3 separate regions of the Homo sapiens genome follow, and all the other regions are linked to region 3. Evidence: chromatin contacts called from ENCODE Hi-C or POLR2A ChIA-PET data. All regions are on one chromosome and are shown on one strand. The core of a region is the stretch at or near the end of the contact, and the rest is flanking DNA. Distances in the headings are between cores, read along the strand shown.

Region 1 (4,645 bases), core at 306-2,805, 310 kb before region 3:
GTGTGTGTGCGCTACAAGTCAGCCTGGGTTTCTTTAGGGCTCATTACCTTGTGCAGTCTGTCCCAAAGGCACCTGGAATTCAGATTTGAAAAGTTTAAGTGGCAGGGTTTTCAAGCCAGTTCAGGTTGGGAGTAGGAGCTGGTAGGCTCAGAGAGGTCAGTACAGTGGGATGGTGGAAGACATGCTAACCCTATCCCTTCTCCAGGGGCCAGGGTGAGTCCCGTGGCTGTGGGGTCAAAGAAGGAAATAGGCAGGGAATTGCAGGGCGCTGGGTACCCAGAGCATGCTCTGGATGGGGCAGGAAGAAAGGTCCACAGACTAGAACACCATGTCCTCTCCATCCCACAGACTTCAGAGAGGGCCAGAGTGGGGTTGTCTGGAGTGCAAGGGCCCTGATTTTCCTGTCTAAGAACAGTGCTAGGGAGAGTTGCTTACCTGGGTACAGAGCAGCGAAAGGCAGAGAACGGATCCAGGAGGCAAACAGAAAAACAGACCAGGGATTTAGCAATGGAGAGTTGGCTTTTGGAAGATTCTGGAAGCTCATTGGAGCATTTATGACTCTTCTTAGGCCTTTCAGCTTTGGGACTAATAGTATGGGTGTAGGTAACAAGGCCACTCTATTGAGGGGTCTGTCTGGACTGCTTCCTTCCCCTGGAGTGCAGGATTTGCAGCCAGCTCCCATCCATCTCTGCATCCTCCATTCCACTGGTTTGACGGCAGTGGCCAAATAATGCCAAAATATAGGTCTAAAAAGAGTGAGAACGGAGATGGTTGCTCCCAACTTCTGTCCTCATGGATCATCACTGTTTCCCAATCCTCATTGCAGGAAACGGCTCACAATCCAAGAGGCTCTCAGACACCCCTGGATCACGGTAAGGGCACAGCCATGAGTTCCAATGGGCAAAGGGTCCCTGCTCTGTCGCCAGGGTTGGCCTGGGCAGCCAGATGCAGAGGGCCCATGGAGAGGCCTTTGCTTTAAACACTGACCCTGGGCACAGATGAAAGCTAGCCAGGGGCCCCAGAGGGCCTGGGCTTATTCGAATAGGTTTATTTGCTTGCTATTTTAAGTTTGTGTGTCTCAAATTCAGGTAACTTATGAAATGAAACCCTCACAAACCACAGTTGAAACCCTTTTTCTTTGGGGCCAACTTACACAGTGTTCTTTGTTGAAGGGTATGTCACTGCCACTTCTCCAAGTGGAAATCAGGACTCCCCAGGTGTAGAAAGATAGATGACAATTGAAAACCCCCACTTTGTGACCAGGCCTCCTTCCTTCTGATTTTTGGGGCTCTAAGTCAAGGATGACACTTAAATCAGCCACCCACCTCCTCAGGCCCTGAGGAATGGGGCCTGAGACAGAGGCCTGGTGGGGAAGAGAGACAGCCACTGTTAGGGCAATTCTGTTCCCTCTGGGGAGAGTCAGGGCAAAAAAATGAATCCCTGCCTAACTCGCCTTGCAGTCGGGCTTCCTGCTGGCTTTCCAGTCAGCTGCTGGCTTTCCAGAGGCTCTTGTGGTCTGGTGTGGTGAAGAGCACTTTGAGAGGGTGAGACTCAGCAGGATTCAGGCCCTAATTCTGCTGACTGACCAGCTATGCACACCCAGGGACGTCACCAGACTTCCCATTCACCTTAACTGTTATGTGAGAAGGCCAGCAAGGATGAAATGACCATAAGAAAGGTGGAGATAAGAAAAGGTGAGGCAGGCCAGGTGCAGTGGCTCATGCCTGTAATCCCAGCACTTTGGGAGGCCGAGGCAGCAGAAGGATGACTTGAGCCCAGGAGTTCAAGACCAACTTGAGCAACATGCCAAGACCCCATCTCTCTAAAAAATAATAATCAATCAATCAATACAAAGAGAAGGTGAGGCCTGTGGAAGACAGAACAGGGAGGGCTGGAGTCGTCTGGGAAGAGGTCAGCTTTATCTGCTCAGCTTCATCAGCTCATTGAAGGATGGGGAAGGCCCAAGGAGCCCTGAAGGAGAGATGCTCCTCAGCCCTGCTGCGTGAGCCCTGGCCTTGCGTGCTCCAGCCCTGCGCAGATGCCTGCGGAGTCCTGGCTGCAGCCTGCTTGTCTGCGTGAGCACCCCTTAAATGCTATGTGTGTGGAGCTCTCTCTAATGGCTGTGGACCCTTCTGCCCTGAATGAGCATGCAGACAGCACCCCCACACTCCTTGACCTCACTTATGGCCTAAGGAGGTGCTCATCCCACCCTGGTTCTCCCCATGGCCTGACGCATGCAGTGAATGCCAGAGGCCGCTTGTGTGCCTTCTGCCTACCCTTTGGACTGCCCTCTGGGGTGGGCGGCAAATTAACACTCTGATTCTTCTGTCTGAACACCCACCAGTCAAAAGGAGAAGGCAGAGCCCCTGAACAGCGGAAGACAGAGCCCACCCAGCTGAAGACCAAGCACCTGAGAGAGTACACTCTCAAATGCCACTCAAGCATGCCTCCCAACAACTCCTATGTCAACTTCGAGCGTTTTGCCTGTGTGGTGGAAGACGTGGCTCGGGTCGACCTGGGATGCCGTGCCCTGGTGGAGGCCCACGATACCATCCAGGACGATGTGGAGGCCCTGGTCTCCATCTTCAATGAGAAGGAAGCTTGGTACCGAGAGGAGAATGAGAGCGCCCGGCATGACCTGTCCCAGCTCAGGTATGAGTTCCGCAAGGTGGAGTCATTGAAGAAGCTGCTGCGAGAAGACATCCAGGCCACGGGATGTAGCCTCGGAAGCATGGCCAGGAAACTGGACCATCTGCAAGCCCAGTTTGAGATTCTGAGGCAGGAGCTCTCCGCAGACCTGCAGTGGATTCAGGAGCTGGTGGGCAGCTTCCAGCTGGAGAGTGGGAGCTCTGAGGGCCTGGGCTCCACATTCTACCAGGACACCAGTGAATCCCTGTCAGAGCTGCTCAGCAGATCATGCACTGAGGAATTTCTGGCAGGCTGGAAGCTCTAATCGCCAGAATCCAGTCAGTGATGCATCCCAAGAGGTTTGCAGAAGCATGTTCTCATCCACCCTGCTGCGGCCTCCAGCTAGAATTATCCTGCAGGGGTGTGTGTCTGTAGTATAGCCTTCCAGCCCCTCCACAGAATCCAGAATTGCTGAGGTGCCAGTTAATTCTTCATTCTGCACCTCCCCTCACCAATCTGGTTTTCTGGGAGGGCTCTGGCAGGGCAGCCAAGCTGTTAAAACAATTAGAGAGTGAGTACCCCTCAGGGTCCCCTTCTGCAGAGGGAGGATGGCTGGCCCTGGGGAAATGCTTGAGAATTGATTTGTGATGAAGGATTTGTTCATATCTCACTTTCTGCCTACATACCTTATGGACTGTAGATCTTGGGTAATATTTGAGTTAATTAGGAATAACTAAGTCAGCATGGTGCTTTCCTGCTACAGAAGCAGGGATTTACAATGCATAGAGAAAATAATATTGCCTTTCGTTTGCATTGATTTTTCACTTACCAAGCACTCATGTCTGACAAATGACCTCACTTGGTCCTTAAAAGAACTCAGTGAGATAGGAAGGTGGGTGGCATTATTATTATTATTATTTACATGTAACTGATGAGAAAATTGACTCAGAGAGGGAAAATGATATAGTCAATCAGTACAGATGAAACAGAAACCCAGGATGCCCATCTCTAAGATGAGGTATATGGGAGAAAGTAGTAAGGCTTTGCTGTAAATATCTACCTTAATATTAAAGTCCAGGTCCCAGAGGTAAAGTAAGCAACTTCATGTATTCTGCCAGGTGTAGGTGGAATGCATACACCTGCAGATGATTGTCCCAGGAGCTCTGTCCCAGAAGGCAAAGTCATTGTCCCTACCCATCCCTGTCTCTGTCTGAAGACCAGCCTGCAAGCAGGAGAGAAGGAAGGAAGGAGTCTTCCCATTCTCCACCCTTTCTCCTCTTCTGGCTAACGGCCCCAACTCTGTGTCGAGAATAAAGGCCAGAAGGTCCTCAACAGGAGGTTCCTTTTCTTATGTACCTAGGCCATTGGGCCTTGAAGGCCTAAGAAGTTCCGTGAGGGTTTTTGAAAAGGGCAAACATAAAGATGGGGAAGCGCAAGGCCACATGGTCGTTTCATGACCCAAAGCTTTGAGCACCCCTCCCCAAGGATTATAAGATCTCATCTCCCTTTCTCTGGGGGAGGGGACAGTCAACCAACTCATGTCAACAGAGCATGGCATATGAGCCTAGTGCTGAGCTAGAAGCTTGTGGGTAGGGGCATAACTTGTATAGTTCAAAGTGTCTTCATGGCCTCACAAAACATCCCTATCTTAGAGGCAGACTAAACGATATTCCCAATTTAGAGCTGAGGAAACAGGGAGAGGATGGGATTTTCCCAAGGTCACATCATTATGGCAAAAGTAGAGACCTTCTAATGACAAGTCTGTTGCTCTTTCTGCTTCCCCTGGCTGCGCCAGGCTCCAGAAGTTTACTCCCTGCTTGTGGGGGCAGCTCACACCTGGATTCATCCATCCATTTATAAATTATACTTAGGCACCAACCAACTTCCAGATGCCCGGCTTGACTCTGGGGATACAATGTTTAGTAAAAATAGGCCTGATTCCTGTCTCACGGAGTGCTCAGTCCAGCGAAGGATTTGAACATTGACCAAGAATCACAGAGAGATAGAGCTGCAGCTT
Region 2 (4,101 bases), core at 130-2,629, 340 kb before region 3:
GACAACTAGCTGTGTGTTGGAGGGGAGGGAGATCATAGAAGAAGTTCCAGTGTGTGTGGGAACTGGGTGGAGAGGGGGAGAAGGAGCTTGTCAGGAAGGCTGTTCCAGCAGAGTGAACTGCAGGGTGGGATGGGGTGATGAAGAGGTAGCAGAGAGGTAGCAGAGGGAAAGCGGGCAGGGAGTAGGAGGTGGGGAAGCAGGGCCTTGAATGCCACACAGAGGCACGTATTGGGCATGGGCCACACTGAAGACTTGTGGGGAGGGGCTGGCTGTGGTCCCATCGACAGTGTGTGAGGACAGGGAGCTGAGCACCCTCAAAACCTGTCCACAGAGGCCTAGCATGGAGCGGCCTTCCTTTCTCAGGTTGCCCAGCACTGCCTGAATAATCTGGGGCTGTGCTTGACATGGCTGGTGAAGATTGGTAGGCAGCTTCCTTGTCCCCACAGCACAGCCCTGGCTGGGCCTCTGCTTTGCTGAGCAGAGCAGCCTCACTCAGCAGCAGGCAGGCCACACGGGCATCTGGAGAGGGCACTGGGCTGGAGGTCCTTGCTCAGTGACCTTGGTAGTTTCTTGATGTCTCTGGGCTGCTCTGACATGAAGGGACTAAATGATCTCTGAGGTCCCTTGCAGCCCCAACATTGTGAGCTCCCAGGGATGACTGTTCATGCTGCATCCCAGAAAAGAATGAGCAAACATAGCCACTGTTGTCTGAAATCTCATTGGGTGCTGCTCCTTACATAAACCATCTCTCTCAATCACAGAACAACCCCGTGGCTCAGTAGGTTTTGCCCCCATTTTATAGATGGGAAACTGAGCCTCTAAGAGCTCCAGTGTCTGTCCAGTTTTCATACTGTGAACAGCAGAGCTGGGATTTGAACCCAGACTTGCCTTTGTCTTTTGTACTTTATGACATAGCCCCCCAAGGGTGTCTTCATCCTGCTCAGACTTCAGGACACGCTGTGCTGGGCCCACAGGCCATGGGTGCCCCACCGGACAACCACCTTCTGGTCGGCACCACAGCAGGCACCTCTGGCCAGATCCCCCAGGACACAAAGGAGCACGTTGGCCTCTCCCATGGGTGCCTCCCTGGCGGGATGAGCTGGGTGGGTTTGTTTTGACAAGGGTATTTCTGCCTCCTGGTGGCAGGCAGGCCCTGGGCTGGGCAGTGGCGGCACCTGTGGGAATGTGACCCCTCCCTCCAGCCGTGCTTTGGAGGTGATGTCAGGTATGTGGGTGAAGTATTTGGTTGAAGTAAATAAAGCTGGAGGAGAATGACAGGAGTGGGGAGTATGGATAGAATCGGACTGCCCCAGAGGGCACTCTGGCTTGGACCCAGCAGTGTGTGGTTGCAGCAGCCTGTTCTTCCTGACCTGGGGCCAGGAGACCTGCGCCTTTACACGTCCTGCCTTAGAGCCCAAAGCAGTAGGAATTTTCACAGCCAGCTTGGGAGGTTGTGCCATCTCGAAACTGCAGAGCCCAGAGCTTGAAGGGGCTTTGGATGCCATCCACTGCCTGACTTACAGTTGGGGGGCTGAGGCCCAGAGAAAGGACGTGGCCTGCTTAAGCTCACATGGCCTTGGGTGGTGGAGCTGGACCTGCAGTTTTCCAATCTGCAGGCCTGGGCTCTTTTGCACCACCCTGCTCTATTTGGGGAGGGTGGAAGCAGAGAAGCTTAGACCAAATTCCTGGGGAACTGCCACTCTGCTGACCCTTAGCTTCCTTTTGGACCCTCCCTTAGTGCCGTTCCTTCCTGCTCCATCCGCATCACAGCCCTATAGGAGGAATGCACTCTGGAGCCCCTAGTGGTGGTGCGGGGCCTGGCAGAAAAGGAGGAGCCTCTGGCCCTGGATTCTTTCAATTCATTTCCTCAAATATTAATGGAACATGCAGGATGCAAGACGCCACAGGGGATACCAGGAATCCTAAAACCAATTTGAATTTTCTCAGGGAAAAGGCTGCCACCCAGGAAAGTGGCATCACCTGTGAGAGACAGCCTACAGCTTAGGACTGCCAGCAGGCCAGCGTCATCAACACGGAGGGGTTAGAGCACAGGGTTGGGGGAAGCTCAGGGAGAAGTAAGGGAGTTAGCTGGGTGGTCAGGGTGGCTCATGTCTGTAATCCCAACTACTCAGGAGGCTGAGCGGGGAGGATCACTTGAGCTCAGGAGTTTAAATCCAGTCTGGGCAACATCTCATCTCTTTTTTTAGAAAAAGATTCTCTCTAAGTAAGGGAGTAAGGGGAGGCAGGGTTGAGGGGGAAGAGGCTCTGAAAATGAAGAGGAGTAGGACAGGCATTCCAAGCCAGAGCAAAGGATGGAGTTGAGATGTCGTTGTGGAGTGGTAGTGCCCACCCTGCGGGGATATAGAGCAGGTACAGGCAAGGGATGGGTGGTGAGGCTGGAAAGAGAGCATGGGGCAGTCAGTGCCTTGACTACTTCAAATATCAGGTGGGGCATTTGGACTTTCTCCGGTGGCCAGTGGGACCACTGAAGATATTTAACCAGATTCAGTGATGTGTTGGGGAGAAAGGGATTGGACTGCCAGGGAAGCCCCCACCCCACTGCTCCCCACTGATTGTGACATTACAAGCTGTTGCACCTTGGCAAATCATTTAGCCCTGTGTGAGCCCCGTTTTCTTATCTGTGAAATGGAGTTTATAACAGTACCTATCACTCAGCGTGGCTGCAAGGATCACATAGAACACTAGCATCAAATTTGGCTTAGTAAACATGCTGTAAATGTTAGTCCCTACCCTCTGTCCTGGCTGTCATCAGGCTAATAGTGGAGCTTGGGACAGCAAGAAGGAAGCCTGTCTGAAAGCAGGTAGAGCTTCAGGTTTAGGGGCCCAAATCCCCTGGCCAGCCTATAGGTACCTTGGTGGCCTAGGAAGGAAGCAGAAACATGGCTGGATAGCAGGGAGCCATGGCCTCTGTTTACTCCCAATCAGGGCAGGTCTGAGTCTATGGGTATGTCTGGTCCAAATGGCCCAATAAGTGAATGGTGAAGGTAGGGACGAGAACCTGGGTCCTGACGACCCAACAGAGCATTCCTACTGCCCCACGGCCACCTTCCAGCCTGAAACCCCCAGGCTTCATCCTTTTATCCAGACCCAGCTTGGGTGTTCGCCCTGCCAGGACCTCCGTTTTCTCATCTGACTTGAGGACCTCCTGCTCAGGAGCTCCTGAGGCCAGGGATGGGTTCTGGGGCTACTCACTTGCATGGAAGCATCACCAGAAGAAAAGGCACCCTGGGGTAGGACACAGGTGCCAGAGGAGGAAAACAGCTGTGTCTGAGCCAGGCACGAGGTTGCCCCAGGTTGCCAGGCCAGAGTGGCATTGCTGCTTCTCTCTGGGATAGATTTTTTTTGTTTTGTTTTTTTTGAGACAGAGTCCCTCTCTGTCACCCAGACTGGAGTACAGTGGTACGATCTCAGCTCACTGCAGCCTCTGCTTCCCGGGTTCAAGCAATTCTCCTGCCTCAGCCTCCTGAGTAGTGGCAACTACAGGCGTGTGCCACCACGCCCAGCTAATTTTTGTATTTTTTTTAGTAGAGTCGGGGTTTCACCATGTTGACCAGGCTGGTCTTGAACTCCTGACCTCAAGTGATCCACCTACTTCAGCCTCCCAAAGTGCTGGGAATACAGGCATGAGCCACTGCGCCCGGCCTCCTGGGCTAGATTAATAAGACCCCTGAGAAGCAAGGAAGGGGAATCATTTAGTCTAGCGGTTAGGAGCACAAACTTTGGGGCCTGAGAGATAAAGGTTAAAGTTCCTAATGAGGGATAATACAAACTAATGTTATAGTCTCGGTTTCTTTTCTTTTTTCTTTTTGACAGGGTCTCACTCTGTTGCCAAGTCTGGAGTATAGTGGCACAATCATAACTTATTGCAGCCTCAACCTCCTGGGCTCAGGTGATCCTCCCACCTCAGCCTCCTGAGTAGCTGGGACTACAAGTGTGTGCCACCATGCTGGGCTAATTTTTAAAAATTTTTTTTGTAGAGACAGGGTTTCTCCAAGTTGCCCTGGCTGGTCTTGAACTCCTGGGCTTAAGCAATCCTCCTGCCTCTGCCACCCAAAGTTCTGGGGTTACAGGCATGAGCCA
Region 3 (4,179 bases), core at 1,468-3,967:
TAATTTTTACAAAAAGGATATAATTATTTTCAAAAGACAAATATAAATTTAAAAAACAGTAGGCAGCTAGTTGAGTGCCCCCAAAGCTTCTTACCTTTATGAGATGAAGTGTCCACACATGCATAGTTTGACAGCACATGGGCACATATGATTAGGAATATGAGTGAGTGGGGCTGGCATCAGGGAAGGCCCCAGTGGGCTGAGATTTTGTGGTAGAGGGAAGGCAGGCTCCTAAATTGGACTTGAACTGGAACCAGGAGTGTAAGAATCCCACAGCAGGGAGGCACTCTAACAAGGGTTGAGAGGCAGGGAGGGTGGGCCTTTTTGACTGACTCTCGTGCCTGGCGGTCTGAGAAACAAGTAGAGGGTCTGGGGAGCGGACGAGCAGGCATCAGGAGGCGCCTAGCCCCACAGGGCCCTTGGTGGGTGCCAGGTTCACGCACACTCATTGAATGAGCAACCTCTCCCGGGAGCAGGTGGCTGCAGTCCGAGAAGGGATGTCCTGGATTGTTCCTGTGCCGCTGCTGTCCCTCCTCACAGCAAAACAACTGGAGCAGATGGTGTGTGGGATGCCCGAGATCTCTGTGGAAGTCTTGAAGAAAGTGGTGCGGTACCGTGAGGTGGATGAGCAGCATCAGCTGGTGCAGTGGTTCTGGCACACGCTGGAAGAGTTCTCCAATGAGGAGCGGGTGCTTTTCATGAGGTTTGTGTCAGGAAGATCTCGACTACCAGCCAACACTGCTGACATTTCTCAGAGATTTCAAATCATGAAGGTTGATAGGGTAAGTAAGCTATTCTTTTTTCCTTTGTAATGTCTGCCTTATTGCTTCATTGTTGTTTTTGTTGAGACAGGGTCTCACTCTGTGGCCCAGGCTGGAGTGCAGTGGCATGATTTTAGCTTACTGCAACCTCCGCTTCCTAGCTTCAAGCAGTTCTCCTGCCTCAGCCTCCGCAGTAGCTGGGACTACAGGTGCGTGCCACCACGCCTGGCTAATTTTTTTGTATATTTTGGTAGAGACGGGGATTCACCATGTTGGCCAGGCTGGTCTTGAACTACTGACCTCAGGTGATCTGGTCACGTTGGCCTCCCAAAGTGCTGGGATTACAGGCGTGAGCCAACACGCCTGGCCCTCTGCGCCTTGTTGCTTTTATGTTGGGGAAAACAAACTATGACCCTCAAGTAGGCCTGCCGATTCATGCTTATTAATACTTAGAATTTCCAGATTAATGAAAAAAATCAAGCAGTAAAATTTGTTTAGAAATATCATTTAGCTTCAGTGGGAAGAGTCCTAAGTGGATGAAGAGAGCATACTACAACCAACAACCTTCCCTAAATCTTCCAGCATCTTCCTGAGTTAAAGCTGAACTTGGCAGAAGGATCATCATACTGCCTCTTCCTGTGCTGAGGCATGGCCTTGTTTGTTTTCATGAAAATATTAACCATTAACTGGTGGGTGTGCCCCAGAAGGAACCCAAAGATGTGGGGAGCAACGATAACCTCTGTGCCCACTTGTGTTGTGTGCCTTGTGGAGCAGGCAGGGCTGCATCTCTGCCATCTGATGAAAGGCCCCAGCTGCAGAGCCCCAGCCCAGCTGTGATTTTGACAGATGGCTTAGGAATAAGAGGGCTTAGAGTCTGAAAAGCACACTGCTGCCAGAGTCATCTTTCTTAAGCACCTGTCTGACCATGTCACTCTCCTCCTTTTAGACCTTTCAGAGACCCCCTTTGTTGACTCCGAAATAAATGCCAATGACCTTAGCTGCCTTAAACACTTCCACAGTCTGGCCTCTGCCCCACTTTCTGATGTGACGTCTTGATACTTCTCATGTTCTGGTCATAATGGGCTGCTTGCCTTTCTCCCCAGTAGACCAGGCTGTTTTTAAAATTCTGTGCTTTTATGTAACCTGTTCCCTCTGCTTTAGTAAGTCCTTCTTCACACCCCTTTCCTTCTATCTCTGGCAAGCACTTACTCATCCTATAAGCCCAATGCCAGTCATCTCCTCCAAGAACCCCTCCTAGATGCTTTCCAGGAGTGCCCCTACCATTGCTGAAGGCAGACCTAGCCAGACTCCTTCTCTCCACCTCCTGAACACTGGGTACAGCCCTCAAACCCAGAACTTACTGCATTCAGTTAGGAGTGCCTCTCCTCCCTCTGTCTCCATCCCCACTCTTCACAAGCCCTCTCTCCCACATGAGCTGGGCAGTTCTCTGAGCAGGGCCCATGATGTTTGTTCAGAAAACAGTAAGGGAAGTGGGGCCTCTTCACACACAGGCCCTTCCTGCCAGTTTAAGTGTCTGGCTTTCTGGTGTAGCCAAAGCTATTCCTCCCTGTGCTGCCTCCTGAGGCTGCAGGCTGCTGCTCTGCTCCTGGGCTAGGCTTGCTGGAGAAGCCACGTGCAGGAAGGATTATAAAAGAGCCTTTCCATAAATTTTCTGCATGACTTGCCAAGAACTGTAAGTTGTAAATCTGTTTTGTTGCTTCAGAGAGAAGTAGGAAGGAGGAAATGGCTCATTTCTACTCAGCTCTGGAAACAACCCTTGCCTTATATCTGTCCTGGGCTACTCCTGCCGTTCTAGGAGTTAATCCACCACTAATCTCCGGTCTCAGGGTTGTCAGCATCAGTAACTGACTACCGTGGTCGGTTCCTCTGTGGCTTTTAGATCATTTCTACAGTACTCACATTTAGGTCATCAGAGCCACCTAGTGGCACCTCCCTTCCTTGCTGCTTTCAGTTTTTCTGCGTTGAGCTGTGTCATCACTGGCTCTGGTGCATTTGGGCTGCTGGGCCATCCACCTCCCATAGCAGGACATGTGGCTTACCTAGGTGTGGGCTCTGGGGAGGAGGGCTGATTTCAAGAGGAGGTTGAGTGAGAGAAGACAGGTTCTTTTTTTTTTTTTTAAGCAAACGTTTTAAAAATTTATAAAAACACTATAATGCCATTACTATTATTACAAATTGTTTAGAAAATAGTTATGTTTGCAAGGAGGGATAGGGAACGTATATAATCCTGTCTCTCCAGTAGTAGCTATTTTTACCTTTGTGAAATTCCTCATAGTCTTTGCCTCAATTGTACAAATTTTTATATGATGTATCTAGAATTTTTTCTGCCTTTAACCTCCTAATGTATCCTGAACACCTTTCTGTTTTGCTGCCAGTCATCATAATTATCATTTTAAATGATGCATCACCGTCAGTTGAATGGATGGACTGGAGTTTAATTGACTGCCCCTTCCTTATGTGAGCTGTGCGAGGCAGCCATGGCGCCTGCAAAGGAGGCAGAATGCACATGAGGACAGGGAGAGGAGAGGGGGCAAAGAGGCTCCCATGGCCAGCTGCACCTCACAGTCGTTCTTTCCATTCTACCTGCTCTGTGGGGGCATCCCTGCAGCTGGCTTCCAGTCTGCACCCTCTTGGTGGATGGGTATGAAGGACAGGTGCCCTCTTACTACACTCTCATCCTGTGCCAGGCGCTGTGCGTAGTGTATTCTCTCAAGCAATCCTGCCAGTCAGAGCTTCTCCTCACTTTACACACACAGGCACTGGAGGAGGTGAGGACAAGAAGGAACATCTTCACCCAGAGCCTCGAGGGCCACGGGGCAGTAGGGCCTCAGCTCATTCTATCTGGCCCAGTCTCTGTGTCCACTTGACTTAACCATGTGGCCATGTTAATTCCATCTTGAAGGCAGGGAGAGGTCATGGGCAGCCCCACTCCCCCTTATGGCACTCTGATGTCCCCAGTCACGGCTCTGGGTCTCTCTCCACAGCCTTACGACAGTCTGCCTACCTCACAGACCTGCTTCTTCCAGCTGAGGCTGCCCCCGTACTCCAGCCAGCTGGTCATGGCCGAGCGCCTGCGCTATGCCATCAACAACTGCCGCTCAATCGACATGGACAACTACATGCTCTCGAGAAACGTGGACAACGCCGAGGGCTCCGACACTGACTACTGACCGTGCGGGTGCTCTCACCCTCCCTTCTCTCCCTCAATAATGCTCACTTCTGATTTGATGTTGATATACTTTTATGGTAACTACATAGATGTTATAAGAACATAAACCAACATTATAAACAATGGCCACATTTAGTTACTCTAAATGTAACAAAGAAATTAGATGTTTTTATTTTTCTGTGATTGTACAAAAACAACAAAAACGAAGTGCTCTCAGTCAGGTTTTTC

The links. Hi-C counts contacts between places; a loop is a spot of excess contacts on that map. ChIA-PET counts read pairs that join two places held with the same protein, here RNA polymerase II (POLR2A). Pooled maps may share reads with other maps.
Region 1: a pooled map shows a loop between it and region 3 (2.2-fold over the local background). The contact joins two enhancer-like sites. A Hi-C loop is called at or near these places in 2 of 50 pooled maps. POLR2A ChIA-PET finds 5 or more read pairs at or near these places in 2 of 52 experiments (Caco-2 and activated CD8-positive, alpha-beta memory T cell).
Region 2: a map of HepG2 shows a loop between it and region 3 (26-fold over the local background). The contact joins two enhancer-like sites. A Hi-C loop is called at or near these places in 2 of 168 maps with a recorded cell type or tissue (HepG2 and mammary epithelial cell) and 7 of 50 pooled maps. POLR2A ChIA-PET finds 5 or more read pairs at or near these places in 4 of 52 experiments (PC-9, Panc1, activated CD4-positive, alpha-beta T cell and 1 more).

What each region holds. Positions count from the first base shown.
Region 1 is chr15:63,921,043-63,925,687 of GRCh38, reverse strand. It overlaps DAPK2 (death associated protein kinase 2), which reads left to right. Exons shown (of 12, transcript NM_014326.5): 9 at 827-872. Among named protein-coding and RNA genes, the nearest start is that of MIR422A, 52 kb to the right of the region's middle. Within about 2 kb of position 1,555, at least 2 of the 41 ENCODE cell types and tissues checked have a DNase peak (open chromatin) inside an H3K27ac peak, as active enhancers do.
Region 2 is chr15:63,943,154-63,947,254 of GRCh38, reverse strand. The region is part of intron 4 of DAPK2 (death associated protein kinase 2); the gene reads left to right. Among named protein-coding and RNA genes, the nearest start is that of MIR422A, 74 kb to the right of the region's middle. Within about 2 kb of position 1,379, at least 10 of the 41 ENCODE cell types and tissues checked have a DNase peak (open chromatin) inside an H3K27ac peak, as active enhancers do; they include PC-9, where a contact is called at or near this core.
Region 3 is chr15:63,608,854-63,613,032 of GRCh38, reverse strand. HERC1 (HECT and RLD domain containing E3 ubiquitin protein ligase family member 1) reads left to right here. Exons shown (of 78, transcript NM_003922.4): 77 at 477-782; 78 at 3,767-4,179. The coding sequence ends at 3,952. Among named protein-coding and RNA genes, the nearest start is that of USP3-AS1, 10 kb to the right of the region's middle. Within about 2 kb of position 2,717, at least 26 of the 41 ENCODE cell types and tissues checked have a DNase peak (open chromatin) inside an H3K27ac peak, as active enhancers do; they include PC-9, where a contact is called at or near this core.